Linked DNA regions of Homo sapiens: region 2 is linked to region 1. A link is a contact called in ENCODE Hi-C or POLR2A ChIA-PET data. All regions are on one chromosome and are shown on one strand. The core of a region is the stretch at or near the end of the contact, and the rest is flanking DNA. Distances in the headings are between cores, read along the strand shown.

Region 1 (4,137 bases), core at 1,043-3,542:
GAATGAAGTTCTGACATGCCACAACATGAATGAACCTTGAAAACATGATGCTAAGTGAAATAAATCAGACACCGAAGGACAAATATTGTATGACTCCGCTTTTATGAGGTACGTAGAATAGTCAAACTCACAGAGACAGAAAGCAGACTGGTGGTTGCCAAGAAGTGAGAAGAGGGGAAAATGGGGAATTAGTGCTTAACGGCTACAGAGTTCCAGTCTGGGATAATAAAAAAGTTCTGAAGATGGGTGGTGGTGATGGTTGCACAACATTGTGAATCTACTTAATGCCACTGAATTGTACACTTAAAAATGATGAAAATAGTAAATTTTATAATATATATATGTGTGTGTGTATATATATATATATATGTCTTAGTTTGGGCTGCTATAACAAAATACCTTAGAATGGGCATTTTATAAATGATAGAAATTTATTGCTCTCAGAACAGCCTCAGTTCTAGGGGCTGGGAAGTCCAGGATCAAGGCACCTACAGATCTGGTGTCTGATGAGGGCCTATTCCTCATAAACAATGCCTTTTATGTGTCCTCACATGGCAGAAGGACAACAAGCTCCCTCTGGCTTCTTTTATATGGGCACTAATCCCATTCATGAAGGCTCTGCCCTCATGACTGAGTCACCTCCCCAAATTAATGCCATCACATTGGAGGATCAGGTTTCAACATATGAATCTGGGGGAAGCACAAACATTCAGAACATAGCAGTATATTTTACCACAATATTAAAAAGGTGGGCTGGGCACAGTGGGTCACGCCGGTAATCCCAGCACTTTGGGAGGCTGGGGCAGGTGGATCACCTGAGGTCGGCAATTCAAGACCAGCCTGGGCAACATGGTGAAACACCCCTCTATTAAAAATACAAAAGTTAGGCCAGGCACGGTGGTGGGTGCCTGTAATCCCAGCTACTTGGGAGGCTGAGGTTGTACCTCCCAGGTTGAATCTGGGAGGCAAAGTTTGCACCTGGGAGGCAAAGGTTGCAGTGAGCTGAGATCGCACCACTGCCCTCCACCCTGGGCAAGAGAGAGAGACTCCTTCTAAATAAATAAATAAATAAATATGTACAGTCAGATTCCTTCCCTCTAAACTACACCTATGCCATGTCCCTCCTGCTATAACACTGTTAGAGGTTCCTTTCCTCTCATCCTACTCAGTGACAGCACCTCCGCCTGGGACCCAAGTGTAGGCTGCCTCTCGTAATAAGTTCTCGGCTGCTTTCATGTAATAAGCCTCCTCACAGAAGCCACGGTCGTGGCTGCATCCTGGCCCCTGCTAGGCTGTTGCAGCCTCTGCTCTCTTCCCATGTCGGGGGTTGTCAAAGCCACACTCTTTACCAATAAACCTTTTTTAGTTGACACCAGTGCTCTGGACCCTATCTTTTGGGAATTTTTCTAAGCCTTGCCGTCAGTGCCACAATCTTAATGTTGAATGAGACACTGCTTTGCACCGGTGTCTGCGTGTATGATGTCACTGCATCACCACTGCAATTCTACTTTGGGTCTAGAGTCAAGGGCAGAAGTGGAAATGCAGCAAACAATAAATACTTCGTGACTTGCCTCAAAATGATAATACCGCCGACTTTTATTTCAGCTCTGGCTTCCAGCTCGCCTTTGGGATTGGTCTGTGCTGAAAGCAATTTCCAAAGTTAGGACCAAAGAAGGAGCAGATGAATATAATTAGGAGAGGAAGAATAGGAGTCAGCCAAGCAGAGATCTGGTTCATTAATAATGGCCTTCGATTAGAATACTGCTTTTTGGGTGGCGTCTTTAGGATTCTCAGCATCAAGAGAGGCTGTAATTGCTTACAATGTTATCGGCCCTGTTGTCTTGTCATTTTATTTCTTAGCTGTTTTATATTCTGGGCGTAGAACCAGCTGGGAAGGATACAAGCCCAGTGGTGTCAGTGATAGCGGCTAACTGCAGGTATGGTCCATATTTAAGCCTGGGCTTTTATTCAAGTCCTTCATATTGTACACTCCTCAAACTGCTTAATGGAAGTGGGGGAAGAAGTGATATGGTTGGGGGGTCAGACAGGGAGGGGAAGGGAAGTGTTGAAACGTCATAAATTATGCAGTACTTAAAAAAATTCAAATTAATTTGAAGCACCTTTAATTATCTGCTTTATCCTCGTTTTATACTTTTGTCTGTGAAATAAAAAGCAACGTCCTCGCAGGCCGATGCGCTGTACCTGAACCGGGTGTGGCCAAACTGATCTTCCTGCCACCAAAGCCTGCAGGCTGTTCCCACTGCAGTGAAGACGTGCGGCGGTGAGCCTGCCTCTCCTGCCTGCGTTGGGAGGTGAGGTTCGGATGTGATCAACAGCGACCTCTAGCGTGAGCCTGAGACTTTGCATTTGGTTAAGCGTACAGAAGGAAAATAGCAGACATGGGAATTCTGATCAAATTTCCAACGAACAAAGGCGAGGTAACAAAAAACATTTCTCATTGTTTCCCCTGGTAGAGAAGCCCAGGACTGACAGCTGAGGATTTCACTTCATTGGTACCACTTACTCCCATCAGTGCTGGAGATGCTATTCCAAACATTGCCTTATTTCTTTTCCCTCAAACGGATCATTGGGATTGGTTTTAAAAAGCCCTTTCACTTGCCTTTAGGATTTCAACCAGAGAGTTCCCATAGGAAAGCATCAACTCTTTTACTGCAGGGTGTGTGTGTGTGTGTGTGTGTGTGGTTGAAATAGCGGACAGGAGAGTAGGAGAGAAGAGCAATGTCTCCGGGCGCTGTGAGGAGGTCAGGGGTTCCCGCTCACCCTTCTTCACTGACAGCCGCTCCCTAGAGGTGGCCAGCTCTCCATTTCTACCTGAGGCTGTCGACTATTGAAGATTTCCTTCCCCTGACCTTGGTGCGTTCACAGAGCAGCAATCAGCTCCAGGGGGTTCTTGCCCTCGCCCCTGCTTTCTGCTTCCGTCTTCTGCCCCTCCCACTCTTCTGAAGCCAGGTTCTGAGTCTCCAGGGTGATGTGCAGGCCAAGTGTGTGCACAGGCTGATGGCGCTCATTCCCAGCGAAGAATGGGGCCAGAGGATGACTTCCAAACTCTGTCAGGAGCCAGGAGCAGATTCTTTAGAGAAAGGCTAACATCGCAGTTCATGGCCCATGACTTTGCTGTTGGGGATGGGAATTTGTGGGATGTGTTTTGCAAGGGGTTTGGGGGGTTAGGGAATGAGGGAATATATTTTCCTGTAACTTCAACCAATTGAAGGCAGATAGATTTGCAGTACATATTTGCTGTAATAACTGGGTTTGGCCTGCCGTTGCCTTTTAACCAAGCTTCAACATAGAAATGCTCCATGTTTTGCTGTTGTGTTTTAAGCTATGAGCACATAATGGTGCTTGGGGCTTTCTCAATTTCACCTGTGCTTCCTCCTCCCAGTAGTATTAGATCAAGGACCCAAGCATTTGCTTAAAGGGCCTTAACTCTCAGGGCCTAATCCACGTGCCCTATCAATACACAAACTTACAGAGACATTTTCAGAGTTATGAAAATGTACACATCAGAAGCAAGAAGTATATTACATGTGAATACCCTTTATACAATTTCTATTAGACTTGTCCTAGTTTCTTTTAGCAACAACCATTGTCCCCACAAAGATTCTCTTCTTGACCAAACTAGCAGACTCCCCTGAGCCCTCTTCTCTACTGGGGCTCGACCTTGATCTATAAACACTTGAACAAACACTAACAAAGTATCAAAAAACTCAAAGCTGCACCCCTCAGATGACCCTAGCCCCCATAAAGCACCTGCCTGAGAGAACTCAAGGCTACTAAAAGAATTTACTGTTTGTTCCTGCCAACACCTAAAGACAGGGTCCCAGTCACCCAATCTCTGTAGTAGGGTAGGAATCTAATTTCAATAAGTGCCAATTAGCAAATCCAGGTGGGTTTCACGTGGATCAACACCTCCTTCTCACTTTTTGTAATTTTTCACTTCTCTGACTCTACTGAGCCTCTACTCCCTCAATCCCATTTTGAAATATCCAGCCACATCTGCAAATCAAGGATGAGTTCAGTTCACACTGGACTCTTTTCTCTATTGCAATTGTTATTAATGTTTAAAATAGGCCCTTTCCACTTTAGTGTCCAGTTTTGTCTCCCTTTGATAGTCCA
Region 2 (3,905 bases), core at 7-2,506, 150 kb before region 1:
GCCTTTGGATACCCCATGTAAACACTGCTGGCCTCTGACCCCGGAAATCTTATTCTTCCCACAAAAGAAAAAACTTGTATGAATTAATTTTCCCACCTCTTAACCAGCTGCATAGAAATCATGCGGACATGGCTTTAAAGCTGGATTCCTGATGCGGCCTCAAATTTCTAACCCTCGATTACTTAGAATTAGATTTTCCCCCCACAAGACAATTATCCCCACACTAAGAATCTAGGAGGTTTTTTATCATTTCTCTTGGGACTTATTAAAACCAAAGAAACACTGAAAAATGGAGCAACTTCCATGTACATTCTACATTAACAGACCAACACATTTCAAAGAACTCACTCACTCAGAGGAAAAGTAAACAATTCTAAGGCAGGAGGTAATTTTTCTTTTTACTTTTCTTTTTGAATGACAATTTTTGTTTCGGAAGGCCTCTGTGTCTATCAAATAGGCAGTAGTGTTTGTGGCCATATTTGTGGCCTGAACGCAGCTGTCTAAACCCTGCAAACAGTTGGAATGACACTGCAGGAATTCTCGGTCTCACTGAAACTGCAGAAATGGCAGGGGCCTCTCTCATGGCAGGCACTGAAATACCTTTAATCACACCAGACAAAGGCCATCCAGGATGCACGGAAACCAAACCTCTCTCCTCAGCCCTTTGAGAGTAGTTGAAGTGGATATTATTTTAATCAAATCCTTTTAAATCACTAAATAGGATGACTCCATTTAATTAGCTTTTTACACAAAAAGCACATTTTTGTTCTGATACAACTTGATTACATATTTTTCAATTTTTAAATGGGTATGGGTTTCACTTTTTAAAAATACACTTTATACACTTAAAGCAATGATATCTGGAACTGTAACCCTCAAGAATTCTAAAAGATTCTGTGGAAAAGAAAATATTTGCTTTAATGTTTCCCTTGTGCACTACTGCGTCCCCCTCTTTTATCTTTGAACTCTCTTTGCTTGCCCAGATTAGTTCAATTTTAAGAATGATCTGTTCATTTGTCTGCTTGAAACTTTGTACTTTTGGGGAGCAAGTCAAGGAATGATGGTCTTATCGCCACATAATGCTATTAACAAGCATGGTTTCCACTCATTCATGCCTGCTCAATTTTTTAAGAGGGCCTACTATGAGTTAGGCACTAGGCTTGGCACAGATAAGGATTCTGAGCTGATAAAGCCTGCAGTTCCACAGTGAACACTGCTGTCAGACAGTCACTGCACAGATAACTATGCAACCACAATGACAGCTTTGAAGCGGCCGTGGCGATAGGGCAACCCCATCCAGCCTGGGCCTTTAGGGGAGTGTCAAGGAAGAGCTCTCTAAAAAGTAACAAATGCCGCTTTCTTAGAACTTACGAAACTTAAAAAAAAATAAGGCACACAAACATATTGTCTCAAATATTATATAAACTCCAAAGTAAGGTGGGGTATGGGAAGGGGAAAGCTCTGAGCCCAGACAGATCTGAGTAGAATCCTTACTATAACTACAGCACCTTGAGCCTCTCATAGCTCCCTCACAGGACTGCTGTCACAGTGAAGTGTAACATAGATGATATAAAGCACTCTGCATAGCAGAAGTTCAATAAACCATAGATATTAATTAATACAGAATTTATGCTAACTTGTCTTTGAGCTTTAGCATGTCAAAATAAAGCTAATTTTCCACTTCTGTCTTTACAAAAACGTTCAACTAAAAGAGGAAACTTAAAAATCCACATGAAGAACAAACACTGTAACTTTGGCAATTTTTCTCCACTGGAGTTGGCCAACAGGTATCATTTACTTATACAACAGATGCACATCCTATATTAGATTCTTCTGGATAGGTAAACACAGACAAAAAGAAAAGTTGATAGATCCGTGTTCAACAGTGTTCTACCAGCAACAGAAAAAGGTTCTGAAAGTGGAACTTCTAGAATAGAGCTTTTAAAACAGCAAACTCCCCTAAGGCAATGATTGTTTTTCAGGTCATCAACTACTTGACTGAGGAGAGGGTGCAGGCAGAGCCTTTCAGAGGTGCCTCAGACTCACTCCATCCAAGCAGCATTTCTACCCGTTTAGCTTCTCTTAATCTGGATTCCCTGTGCACTTACAGACATCCACACCACGGGTCAGTCACCCGTGTTCACTCTTTTGTTAGACACTCATTGCTCCTTCAGTCCCAATCCATAACTGGTCTTACCTGGCATTCTTTAGACTGGTGGCCAACAGCCCTTTTTCCATTTTAATTCAAGACCCAAGTCAGAAAACAAAAACAAAAACAAAATGTATTTGGTTTGTGTTTTTCAATTTAAAAGCGAGTAATTTTACTTGGTCCTGTGAAAGGGACCACTTTACTGATAAGAAAAATGAAACTTGGGGAGGAGAAATGATTTTTCTAAGGTCTAACAGGAAGTTAACAGCAGAAGTGAAGCAAAATTGAACACATTCCATTCAGTGCCCCCCACACCCCACTAACTGAGCCCTGCTGTTTGCCCGGCATGGGGCCAGGACTGGGAACCCAGATGAATGGACTTCCCCCTCCTGTGGCTGCAGGATTCACTGCCTGAGTTGGACAGGGGAGGGCAAGTCCTGCAGTCTGGGGCAAATGCCAGGCATTTCTTTGGGCTCCAAGGCACAATACTGCCCTGAGGGGGCTCCTGGCACCCATAGGCTCTTGCCTGCTGTGGACCTGGCCTAGTCCAGAAGGGTCACAGTATACTGACCTCCCATAGGCGACAGTCTTTGCCAATCCCTGGCTTCCACAGCCAAAACCTGAGTGCATGCGGATTCTAAAAAGGCTCCTTCTGCCTTGTCCTAACTAGAGCTGTGTTATTTCCCCAAGTTGCCCTGGTTTGTATGAGCTGAAAAGCCCGTGACTAGCAGTAGATCACAGGCCATCCTGCAGAAGCTAGGTGCCTGCATGGGGTCAAAGGTCAGGAGTTACTCACAATTGTTCTGGAACAATGTTTCAGATAGTATACTTCCCTAACTTAGAGACAAACGAGCTGCATTCAGAATGGCTCTAGTTCAGAAAGAAAAGCCTCTCTTGCACTCAAATCAAGATGAGAAATAACCCCAAGTCATTCTCAGATGATGAAGGGGCAGCCCCCAAGTGGCCAGGGAATTGAGGAACATAACTCAGAACAGCTGAAAAGTTACACCCAAGGCAATGTGGTTGGGCAGAGTAGTGGGGGCCGAAAAGGACGCCTGGGTGGCTAGCGAGAGCTGCGACGTCCAGCCTTTCAGTGGGGGAACTCAAGGCACCTGGGGAGGCAGAGAGACGTACAGGCAGAGAAGGCTCAGCAAACATTCAGAGAAAGAATGCATTCACAGCTCCTCACACCCACTCCATCATGGAGTTTTTCTGGATAGCTCAGCCCTCAGTCAGAGCTTCCAAGCCCCTTCTGCACAGCTCTCAGATTGTACCATCATTACCTGAGTACTTGTCAGTCACATTCACTTTTGTCTCAAGAGAGTCCAGCATGATGTCTAACACCCAGTAGGAACCAAAAAAATGTTACATTAATGAAAGAATGACCTGCTACACAGTGGCTGCAATTCAAAGATACGGCTCAGGCAGAGGTGAGCAGCAGCCATCTGAGAGTGGAGGAAAAACAACAATGAATGGACTGAAAACGACCTCCTTGACCAGCCTGAGGATAGGCGCTCCCCATTCCTCCCCAGCCTGAAGGCTCCTCAGCCATGGGACAGCTGTTCCATTCTATTTCTGGGGTGGGAGCCATAACTTATAGTCAAAACATATGTTCCCATAAATTACCAGAATTGAGTGTTACAACTAAGGGAAGGGAGAAAATAGTGGGTCCACCAAAGGAGGTAAGGTTTTCTTTCTATTTCACAAACCAGTTCCTTCTCCAACTCGACCTCTCTCTTAGAAATCTATGGACTCA

What was found. Hi-C counts contacts between places; a loop is a spot of excess contacts on that map. ChIA-PET counts read pairs that join two places held with the same protein, here RNA polymerase II (POLR2A). Pooled maps may share reads with other maps.
Region 2: a loop to region 1 is called in a map of GM12878, with 4 times the contacts of the local background. The contact joins two enhancer-like sites. A Hi-C loop is called at or near these places in 4 of 168 maps with a recorded cell type or tissue (GM12878, naive thymus-derived CD4-positive, alpha-beta T cell and natural killer cell), 8 of 37 single-sample maps with no recorded cell type and 12 of 50 pooled maps. POLR2A ChIA-PET finds 5 or more read pairs at or near these places in 8 of 52 experiments (CD4-positive, alpha-beta T cell, CD4-positive, alpha-beta memory T cell, activated CD4-positive, alpha-beta T cell and 4 more).

Annotation. Positions count from the first base shown.
Region 1 is chr6:111,994,984-111,999,120 of GRCh38, forward strand. No RefSeq gene overlaps it. Among named protein-coding and RNA genes, the nearest start is that of CCN6, 57 kb to the right of the region's middle. Within about 2 kb of position 2,293, at least 5 of the 41 ENCODE cell types and tissues checked have a DNase peak (open chromatin) inside an H3K27ac peak, as active enhancers do.
Region 2 is chr6:111,842,580-111,846,484 of GRCh38, forward strand. All of the region lies in intron 2 of FYN (FYN proto-oncogene, Src family tyrosine kinase), which reads right to left. Among named protein-coding and RNA genes, the nearest start is that of FYN, 29 kb to the right of the region's middle. RefSeq lists an enhancer at 322-431. Within about 2 kb of position 1,257, at least 10 of the 41 ENCODE cell types and tissues checked have a DNase peak (open chromatin) inside an H3K27ac peak, as active enhancers do.